Regions from separate parts of the Homo sapiens genome. Here region 2 is linked to region 1. A link is an interaction called in ENCODE POLR2A ChIA-PET data of the cell type or tissue named here. Cell type or tissue: OCI-LY7. All regions are shown on one strand. Links, peaks and the distances in the headings refer to the core of each region. The heading gives the core; the rest is flanking DNA.

Region 1 (5,378 bases), core at 165-5,164:
GGGCTGATTTAATTTTGCTGGGGATCACCCCTAACTCCCCTGACTCAGCAGTCTGTATTCTATCAGTGCACCACCTGCATAGATAAAAACTAAAAAGGGCCGGGCACGGTGGCTCACACCTGTAATCCCAGCACTTTGAGAGGCCGAGGCAGGCAGATCACTTGAGATCAGGAGTTCGAGACCAGCCTGGCCAATATGGTGAAACTCTGTCTCTACTTAAAAAAAAAAAAAAAAAAAAAAAAATTAGCTGAGCATGGTGGTGTGCTCTTGTAGTCCCAGCTACTCAGGAGGCTGAGGCAAGAGAATTGGTTGAACCCGGGAAGCGGAGGTTGCAGTGAGTGGAGATCACACCATTGCACTCCAGCCTGGGCATGGAAGCGAGACTCTGCCTCAAACAACAACAACAGCAACAACAACAACAACAAAAAACACTAAAAAGACAGCTTTGGGTGGAGGAAGGGCCAGAAGGTAAGGGTGTCAAGTTGCTCTCTGCCCCTAGGCTAGCTGTGGAACACTGTGCCCTCAACAGGAAAGACTGGGAATGACAGCCCCAACTCAAACTATTTCTATTTCCAGCTGATTTCTCTTATTATGTTTCTTTAAAACTTCCAAGATTTTCATTTTTAATTTTTTTAAAACAGTAGTCTAAATGATGTTTTGTGAAAAATACTTTGCCTGGAAGATATAATAGGTGCTATGTCAAAAAAGGGTTCCAGGGAAGGTCTGAAAAATGTTTAAACAAGGGCAACTTTATTCATGTAACACTTCTCAGAGACTATTATTTTAATGGTGCATTGTGAGTCTCCAAGAGAGATAATGCACTTTTTTTTGAGACAGTCTCGTTCCAATTGCCCAGGCTGGAGTGCAGTGGTGTGATTTTTCAGCTCACTGCAGCCTCAACCTCCCTGGGCTCAGGAGATTCTGCCACCTCAGCCTCCCAGGTACCTGGGACTATAGGTGCACGCCACCACACCCAGCTATTTTTTTTTTTTTTTTTTTTTTTTGTATTTTTAGTAAAGACAGGGTTTCGTCATGTTGCCTAGGCTGGTCTCAAACTCCTGGACTCAAGCGATCTGCCCACCTCAGCCCTCCCAAAGTGCTGGGACTACAGGCGTGAGCCACTGTGCCCCGCCAATATTAAACATTTCTAAAACTTTTGTGACAACTTATCCTTTTCCTGGAACATCTTGTTAGTATCCCAAGAAACTCATTTTGGTATATGCTATTCTAAAAAATTGCCCTTTTCTTCTTTCTTTAGAGACAGGGTCTTGCTCTGTCACTCAGGCTGGAGTGCAGTGGTGCGATGATGCCTGACTACAGTCTTGACCTCCCAGGCTCAAGCGATCCTCTCACATCAGCCTTCCAAGTAGCTGGGACTACAGATGCATGCCACCACGCCAGTTAGTTTTTATATTTTTTGTAGAGATGGGGTTTCGCCATGTTGCCTAGGCTGGTCTCGAACTCCTGGGCTCAAGTGATCCACCCACCTCTGCCTTCCAAAGTGCTGGGATTACAGGCATCATCCACTGCAACCAGTCGTCCTTTTCTTCAAACTTCCAAAAATATTTTTAGTTTATACTTTCATCTTGCCATTCTTGTTTTTGGTATCTGTTATTTCTTATTTTTTACCTAATGAATAGGTTTTCCTTTAGTCTTTTATTTTTAAGTTTTAATATTCTTGTTAGGTAGCTTTCGGCCTCTTATTTTGCCTTAAATCTCATTTTTTAAAACTCGTTTTTTACTGTTAATCTTAGTTTCCTACCTTGCTTATTTTCAACATCATCTGCTTTATTCTTTTCGTAAGAGTAAATGCTTCACACTGCTTTTTAAAAATACTGTACTTCAAAAACATGGGTTTTTGTTGGGTTTAAACAAAATACCTAAGGGCTGGCAAGATGGTTCACGGCTGTAATCCCAGCACTTTGGGAGGCCAAGGTGGGGCGACTGCTTGAGCCCAGGTGTTCAAGACCAGCCTGGGCAATATAGAGAGACCTTGTCTCTACACACACACTCCCCCTCCCACTCTCCCTGCCCCTCCCTCTCTCTCCCTCTCTCTCTCTCTCTCTCTCTCTCTCTCTCTCTCTCTCTATATATATATATATATATAGAAACACATTTAAGCCTGGGCAACAGAGTGAGACCTCCATCTCTACAAAAGATTTCTAAAAATTAGCCAGGCGTGGTAGGACACACCTGTAGTCCCAGCTACTGGAGGTGAGGGTGGAGGGTGGGGCTGAGGTGGAAAGACTGCTTGGGCCTGGGAGGTTGAGGCTGCAGTGAGACATGATAGTGCCACTACACTCCAGACTAGATGACAGAACAAGACCCTGTCTCAAAAAAACAAACAAACAAAAAAAAGTTTAAACTTTATTGTAATCCTTTCAAAATTCTCACTTGTTTTTAGCTTTTAGTTTTAATTTCTTAATAACCCTCATTTAATAACCTTATGTTAAACAGCTTTCTTTTTTCTTCGTGTTTTACTTTTTTTTTTTTTTTGAGATGGAGTCTCCCTCTGTTGCCCAGGCTGGAGTGCAGTGGCAGGATCTTGGCTCACCGCAACCTCCGCCTCCCAGGTTCAAGCAATTCTCCTGCCTCAGCCTCTGCGAGTAGCTGGGACTACAGGCGCATGCCACCCTGCCCAGCTAATTTTTTTTGTATTTTCAGTAAAGACAAGGTTTCACCATGTTGGCTAGGCTGGTCTCAAACTCTTGACCTCAGGGATCTGGCCTTGGCCTCCCTAAGTGCTGGGATTACAGGCATGAGCCACCGTGCCCGGCCTTACTTATAACACATAGCAGGACAAAGAAACAACAAAAAGCACAATAAAAAAGATGGATGATCTCTCACTCTCACACCAGCAGCTACTTCTTTGGGTCCCCTCATAAAGAGGTAACATTGTTCATAGGGGCCAATTAAATATGTATAGGATATAGGAGATAATAAAAATAAACTAGCTTTATCAAGTCCCAAGAGTGAAAATATCCTTTTTTTTTTTTTTTTTTTTTAAGACAGTCTTGCTCTGTCGCCAGGCTGGAGTGCAGTGGCACAATCTTGGCTCACTGCAACCTCCACCTCCCAGGTTCAAGCGATTCCCATCTTACTCTCCTGAGTAGCTGGGACTACAGGCGTACACCACCATGTCCAGCTAATTTTTGTATTTGTAGTAGAGACGGGGTTGCACCACGTTGGCCGGGATGGTCTTGATCTCCTGACCTCATGATCCACCCCCGCCCACCTCGGCCTCCCAAAGTGCTGGGATTACAAGCGTGAGCCAGTGCGCCAGGCCACTGTTTTTTAAGACAGAGTCTCGCACTGTCCCCCAAGCTGGAGTGCAGTGGTAGGATCTCGGCTCGCTGCAGTCTCCACCTCCCAAATTCAAGCGACTCTTGTACCTCAGCCTCCAGAGTAGCTGGGGTTACAGGCACGTGCTGCCACGCGAATTTTTGTATTTTTAGTAGAAATGCGGTTTTGCCATGTTGGCCAGGATGGTCTTGAACTCTTGACCTCAAGTCATCTGCCCCCCTCAGCCTCCCAAAGTGCTGGGATTATAGGCTTGAGCCACAGCGCCCAGCCAGAGCTGCTTTTTACAATATTACTTTCTATGTATATTTGAGAAGTAAATAAAGGTAAATTTGAGAAGTAAATAAAGGTAGTTTCACTACTTTTTGTCCTGAAAAATGATCTCAGGGGCATATCATAAAGCTGAGCAGGCTGCAAGCTGTCACTGGGATATTTGATACCATCTTTGGGGAACTATTTGTTTGGTGTCTACTTCCCATTACTTTCCCACACCTGTTAGTTCTGCACTTAAGAATACTGACACTTCTAGCTGAGATTCCTACAAAAGCCATTTAACTATCTCTCCACTTCTGAGGTATCTTCTTTTCATTCATCTTCTACATGACCACATTAATCTTTCTAATATTTAGTGTTGGCCATGTTAGTGCACCACAAATTCATCACTACTTTCCCTCAAACATTTTCCTCCTACTGTATCAGTGGACAGTACCATCCAAGGTTATGGCTTGAGCAACACTTGAGAGATTACTTCTCTCCCTTCCTCCCACTGAATATCCAATCTACTCCCAGGTCTTTGCAATTCTATTCCCTAGGTACCTCTCAAATATGACTGTCCACTTCTCCCTACCCACACCAATACTACCTTAATCTAGGGTCACCACTATTTTTCACCTGGATTATTGGGAACAGCTTTGTAACTAGTCTCTCTACTTCGACTCATCTTCTACCAGACTAGGGCCAAAGAGAGCTCTTGATGAAATACAAATCCTTACTAATTGAAACTGAGCTCCTATTTTAAATCTAGTAAAGGCTTCCTTATTGCCTTTAAGCAGAAGTCCAGGCCAGGCGCGGTGGCTCACTCCTGTAATTCCGGCACTGGGGCAGGCCAAGGCAGGCAGATCACTTGAGGTCAGGAAATCGAGACCAGCCTGGCCAACACGGTGAAACCCTGTCTCTACTAAAAATACAAAAATTAGCCCGGCGTGGTGGCACATGACTGTAATCCCAGCTATCTGGGAAGCTGAGGCAGGAGAATAGCTTGAACCTGGTAGGTGGAGGCTGCCATGAGCCGAGATCATGCCAATGCACTTCAGCCTGGGTGACAGAGAGAAACTCTGTCTCAAAAAAAAAAAAAGGAGGAAGTTCAAAATCCTTAACAAGATATAAAAGGTCCTTCATATGAGATACCAGTTTACTTCTTCAGTCCCATTCATGTGTCATTCTCTCCTGAAGAATAGGCCTTTTGCACAGGCTATTCTCTCTGTCCCTGCTCTCCAGCTAACTCCACCTGATCATCAGGTCTTATAGCTTGAATGCCACTTCCTCCAAGAAACCTTCCTTAACTCCCAAAACAGTTGGGAGTCTGTGTACACGCTCTTCATAGCACCCTTTGCTTTCTACTACCTAGAATTACAACTAAAACCAGTGTATCAGACCGGTGTGGCAGCTCACACCTGCAATCCCAGCACTTTGGGAGGCTGAGGTGGATCACTTGAGCCTCAGGAGTTCTGAACCAGCCTGGGCAACATGGTGAATCCTCATCTTTACAAAAAAATACAAAAATTATCCAGGCAAGGTGGTGTGCACCTGCAGTCCCAGCTACTCAGGAGGCTGAGGTGGGAGGATCACTTGAACACAAGGAGGTCAAGGCTGCAGTGGGCCGTGATCGTGCCACTGCACTTCAGCCTGGGTGACAGAGTGAGACCCTGCCTCAAAAAACAAAAACAGTGTATTGTAACAGGCATGTTTGTTTATTTACCCGTCTCCCCCTCTGGATTCCATACACCTGGGGACACAAAATAATCTTGCTCTCTTAAAGAGCTCCAGTTCTGGCCAGGCACGGAGGCTCATACCTGTAA
Region 2 (5,378 bases), core at 287-5,286, 730 kb after region 1:
CTGCGAGATGAATGGCAGGCACTGTAGCCTGGCAGAGGGAAAGCCGCTGGTAACTGGAAGGGAGACAGGGGAGATCAGAGGGCAGTGAGTAAGAGAGAGCAGAACTAAATGGGGATGGAGAGGAAAGCAAGGGCCAGGGCAGCTACTTCATGACCACACTAAGGAAGCTGTTTTATTCTAAGTCTTAGGAGAGCATGCGCTGAGGGTGACTCATGCTCCAATTTTAAGCAGATTACCTGGGCTGCTCATGAGAGTGGACTGGAAGTGGGCAAGAGTGAAAATAGGGAGACAGTCAGGAGCTGTTTGCAGTAGCCCAGGAGGGCCAAAAGGGTTGGCAATAGACATGGAGACTAGATGCATTGAAGGTATATTTTGGGCCTATAATTCCAGCACTTTGGGAGGCCGAGGCAGGTGGATCACTTGAGGTCAGGAGTTCAAGACCAGCCTGGCCAACATGGTGAAACTCCGCCTCTACTAAAAATACAAAAATTAGTCGGATGTCGTGGTGGGTTCCTGTAATCCCAGCTACTCAGGAAGCTGAGGCAGGAGAATCGCTTGAACCTGGGAGGTGGAGGTTGCAGTGAGCCGAGATCATGCCATTGTACTCCAGCCTAGGTGACAAGAGTGAAACTCCATCTCAAAAAAAAAAAAAAAAAAAAGATATATTTTGGAAATAGAAATAACAAGGTCATTGTCAACCATTCAGTCCCCACAGGTTTCCAGCAGATGACCTGTGTTGTATGATCGTCTGGTCTTTGTCCTTCAAGAGAAGGTTCTATTCGCTCCCTTAAACAAGGCTCCATGTTCCAAACTGTTCCACCCTGCTCTTCCTGGAATGTCCGTAGATTTATCAAAGAACTTCGCTAGTCTTGCCAGCCAGCTCCTCCACCCTCTTGTAAAAAATATCCATATTTATGTTGAGCTACCACTGACTCCCCTCACGCTCCCTGTGGCTGGCATTTACATCCAGAGGACTTAAAAGGTTTGGAGGATTCTTCCACATGTAAATGCACCATATGCAAATCAGACCTGTCTGCCTCTGTAGACAGCTGTCAATGGAGGGTGTGCCAGAAACACTTATTTGCCTTTACAGAACACCCCACAGCCCCACAGGCAGGAGGTCTTTAGGGAAACAGCAGTGGGGAGACCTAGAGGAGCTGCATCTGCCCCAGTGGCCCAGGATACTTGGCGGCAAGGCTTTGTTCTCCCTCAGAAGATGAATCTTCTTTAACAGGACCAGAGGGCGTGACCAGCTATGTCATAAGCTTGGAGGCTTTTCATTTTTTGTCCACAAAATCTTGCTCCTGGGTGGTACTGAGTCAAATTCCTTAACAATCTAACAGCTGCTCAGTGGCTTATGAAAAATGACTTGCAGCTTCATGGTCTGAGTCCTAGTTTGGAACTTCATGGTGGAAGCCTCCTTGGCAACCATGACAGAGATCCTGGGATGGGGTGAAAGACCTTCTGAAAGGAGTGGTCCTTCTGAACTCAGCTTGCATCTCAGGCCAACCGGAAAGCTGCAGAGGCCAGCCTTGGCCGAGCAGGGCCTTGGGCCTTGAGAAAGATGCTCAGTGTAGGTCTCTCTCCCACTCCTCCCTGGAAGTATATTGGGAAGATTCTATGCAGAAATATCTATCCAGTTGTTTGTCAGGCCCACCCTATGTAGACTCTATCCTCCATTTTCTAAGAACTGATTCTCCCACCCCCTTGATTCACATGCTTCCTGTGGGAGAAACGATGTTTTGGCCATTTGACCTCTGCTCTGGCTTCAGTTAATGGAAGACCAATCAGAGTCCCTCCTCTAGGAAAGTAGAAATGAGATCAAGGTCTCAGTGGGTCTGGTCTCCTGAGTAAAGGAAATGAAATTCTACTAGCTGCAAAAGACCGAGTTTTCCTGAGATTTGGGGCTTGTCTATTGTGACAAGTAGCACAAGCTTCAAATATCAGTGGCTTAACACTGTAAAAGTGTATTTCACATTCGTGCTTGTAGGAATGCCACATGAACACATGACCACCAGCTTGTCACAGCAAGGGAAGAGAGGGTCACAGAGGATGTTTTTCAGGGTCACGCCGTATGTCACTTTCATATACATTATATTGACCAGAATTAAATTAGATAGCTCAAACATAACTGTAAGAGGAGCAAGGAAATTAAGTCTTTCTGCATGCCAAGGAAGAGAAAAGGGTGTAGAGAGCATGCTGTATTGCTTCATCACATACATGAAACTACAAACAAGAAAAGTCAATCCCCAAAGAGAAAAGGAAGTGAAATAGGCACATGCTACAAACAGCATCCCTACAATAAACTCCCATTGTGGCCTGAGTTAGTTCAAGGGGGTTCTCTGTACTTGCAAACAAAGAGAAGTGTACAAATACAGCCTTCAGCATCCACTGCATGATGACTCTTTAAAAGACTTGAAGATAGCACTGTTCAGAGTCAAGCCCAACTCCTCACTGTGATCAAAAGGTGAAGTTCTACATGCTTGCAACTCTGGACTTCCAGCCGAAAATAGTCTTAAGGACACAAGTGTTCCAGTGCTGTGGTCTGTTGGCTCAGGTTTAAAGATGAAGCTTTTCATACCACCAGCTGAGAGATTACCCTTCAAGCAGTTATGATTCTTTTTTGAATGGGTATACACACTCTTGCAACGGTCATGTTCTGTTGCATTTCACACAAAGGGCTGTAGAGCATGGGGAGGGCTCAAGTTCAAGAGCAGAGCAAGGAAGGCAAATGCACAATTAGTATCAGGGCATTTCTATGTGCGGATGAAATAGGTGGCATCTGGGGGCTGTGATCTCAGTGGTTTGAGGAGAATCTTGAGCCCCTAAATGTTCTTCCTACTCCTACTGCTCACCTCATCCTAGGAACTTCATTGATTCCCCTGGCTTAAGTCTACAGATCTTCCCTACCTCATGTCTTGCCTCAACATTCCAAAGCTACTGATCCCTGTCGAACTCTCCAGATTCACTCCAGTCTGCCATTCTGTGTTCTACTATACCCTTCCCTCTGCTTAAAATACCCTTGGCCTTCTCTTCCTCACAGAAGATTCCCCTCACTTTCCTCCACCCTCTGCAGAGCCTTTTCTGTGCAACCAAAAGTGATCACTCCTTCCTCTGTGGCACCATCACCTCCATTCCTGCTCTACCAAGTAATTATTTGCTCCTCAGTTGCCCTGCTGTTCCTGCTCAGCCCCCTAAATTTCAACATGGGAACTCCTTTAAGGTAGAATTTCTTCTGATTTGTATTTAAACTCCTGTGGAACTGTCTATTATCTGACACCTAGTAAGTGCTCAGAAAATAATTCACTAAATAAAGAAACAAACGAATGAATGAATGACTGAATCTATAAAAATAGTGACCTCAATGAAAGATAAACAATCAAACCTTAGCAAATGTATAAGTAAGTATTGATCAATTTATTTGACCTTTAGGGTGAATGAGGATGGAAATGCTGGAACTATTTCTTTTTCTCTTGGATTTCCCTATGGAGTGTTCAGGCTCTCAGCTCCTCCTCTGGACTTTCCAAATCAGGTTTCTCCCATATGAATTTTCTTTCCTCTATCTTGCAGTACAGTTCACTTCTGTCTCTTGCTCCCAAACTTGCATACACAGACTCATTGACATGCTTACCAGTATCAGAATATGAGTTCCATGGGGGAAGGGGCCATGCTTGCCAAGCCCATCAGCATTCCCAGTGCCCAGAACAGTATCTGGACACATAGTAGGTGCTCAATAAATACTTGTTAACTCAAGGAAGGAATACATAAATCAATCAATATGTGAAAGAATAAAGGCCTTCCTATTAATATGTTACTGACTTTTTAGGAAGCAGTCTGGGTTTTAAACAGCATTTCTTTTCTGCTATAAGATGATAAATTGGTTTTATCTCATTTTAAAACTCTGATCAAGTGGCAGTGGCTAGCTGGAACACTCTAATGAGAAGGGTTCAAATTGGGATCAGTGAGAAAAAAAGGACTGTGATTGATTAGTAATGTCTGTCATGCCAAAGGTGGAGAAAGTGGTGATGCATCCCTGAACTAGAGAAAATCTTAGGGTAATGCATAAGTAATACTTGATGCTGTAGTTCAAACAATAGACATCAGTGCAGAGTGGCAAAAAATAAAGGAGAGTGGGAAGCATGAGAATGCATACAGCACCCAGGTGAATTTTTATAATGGTAAGAAGTTTTTAAAGTAAATTTCTCTAAAAACTCTCAATGAAATATGTAAATAAATTCCATAATCAACTTAAATTGCCAAAGCACCAAAATATGAAACTGCAAAAAACTACTCATCCAGTCATAGTATACACAGACTGAGGCAGTTGTTTGGATATCTTGGAAAAAATTACCTTCAGATTCTCCGTAGTCTTCACAAGTGCCATTCATCAAATATTTCTAGCATGTTTTCTGTTCGGTACACAGTAAGACTGCATCTTTCCTGGCTCCTTGAAGTTGGATGTGATCATAAGATTTGCATTAGCCAATGAGATGTGAGTGGAGGTGACCTGGGTCCCCTTTGGGCAAATGTATTAAGATTTAATACATTAAGAGCCAATGTATGATTTGCTCCTGTTCTTTCCACCTCCCAGGGAAACAGGCAAAGCTCCAGGCCATAAGGGCTTCTTCAGCCTGAATCTCTGGCCGAGGACAGCTTGGAGTAGAGGAGGGTCCCCAGAGGATCTGCAGTGGTCACATAGCATGAATGAGAATAAAACCTTTGTTAACATTTTCTTTCTTTCTTTCTTTCTTTCTTTCTTTCTTTCTTTCTTTCTTTCTTTCTTTCTTTCTTTCTTTCTTTCTTTCTTTCTTTTTTTTTTTTGAGATAGTCTCACTCTGTCGCCCAGGCTGGAGTGCAGTGGTGCCATCTCGGCTCACTGCAAGCTCCGCCTCCCGGGTTCATGCCATTCTCCTGCCTCAGCCTCCAGAGTAGCTGGGACTACAGGTGCCCACCACCACGTCTGGCTAATTTTTTGTATTTTTAGTAGAGATGAGGTTTCACCGTGTTAGCCAGGATGGTCTCGATCTCCTGACCTTGTGATCCACCCACCTCAGCCTCCCTAAGTGTTAGGATTATAGGTGTGAGCCACTGCGCCCAGCCAACCTTTGTTAACATTTTCAAGCCACTGAAATGTGTGGGTTGTTTATTACTACAATATGACTGAGCCTGTCCTGACTGATGCATTCTCCAAATTGGGAATTACAATATGTCACAGCACAAGGAAAATATGAGACTAGTTGCTCAGGACCAGTTACCTGGTTAAACACCTCTTTCTCTAAACTGTGGCTTCTGTTCATCTGAAATATTTAGGAAGAGAACCAATACAGGGAGAAATGAAAGCTTTGCCTCCCACTGCTCCTCCTCCTGAACCTGGGCTC

What was found. ChIA-PET counts read pairs that join two places held together with the same protein. Peaks named below come from ENCODE experiments on the same cell type or tissue, not always from the same donor. Only the 100,000 strongest peaks of a DNase experiment are listed, where the experiment ranks them.
Region 2: POLR2A ChIA-PET joins it to region 1 with 5 read pairs; 1 of 35 experiments calls an interaction of 5 or more read pairs at or near these places.

What each region holds. Positions count from the first base shown.
Region 1 is chr5:157,828,710-157,834,087 of GRCh38, forward strand. All of the region lies in intron 1 of CLINT1 (clathrin interactor 1), which reads right to left. Among named protein-coding and RNA genes, the nearest start is that of CLINT1, 28 kb to the right of the region's middle. In OCI-LY7, for the core only: CTCF peaks have their summits at 512 and 714; DNase peaks (open chromatin) are centred at 504, 1,332 and 2,162; H3K4me3 peaks cover 3,283 bases; H3K27ac peaks cover 5,000 bases.
Region 2 is chr5:158,562,922-158,568,299 of GRCh38, forward strand. No RefSeq gene overlaps it. Among named protein-coding and RNA genes, the nearest start is that of LINC02227, 160 kb to the left of the region's middle. In OCI-LY7, for the core only: no CTCF peak of the experiment used is centred there; DNase peaks (open chromatin) are centred at 1,080 and 2,330.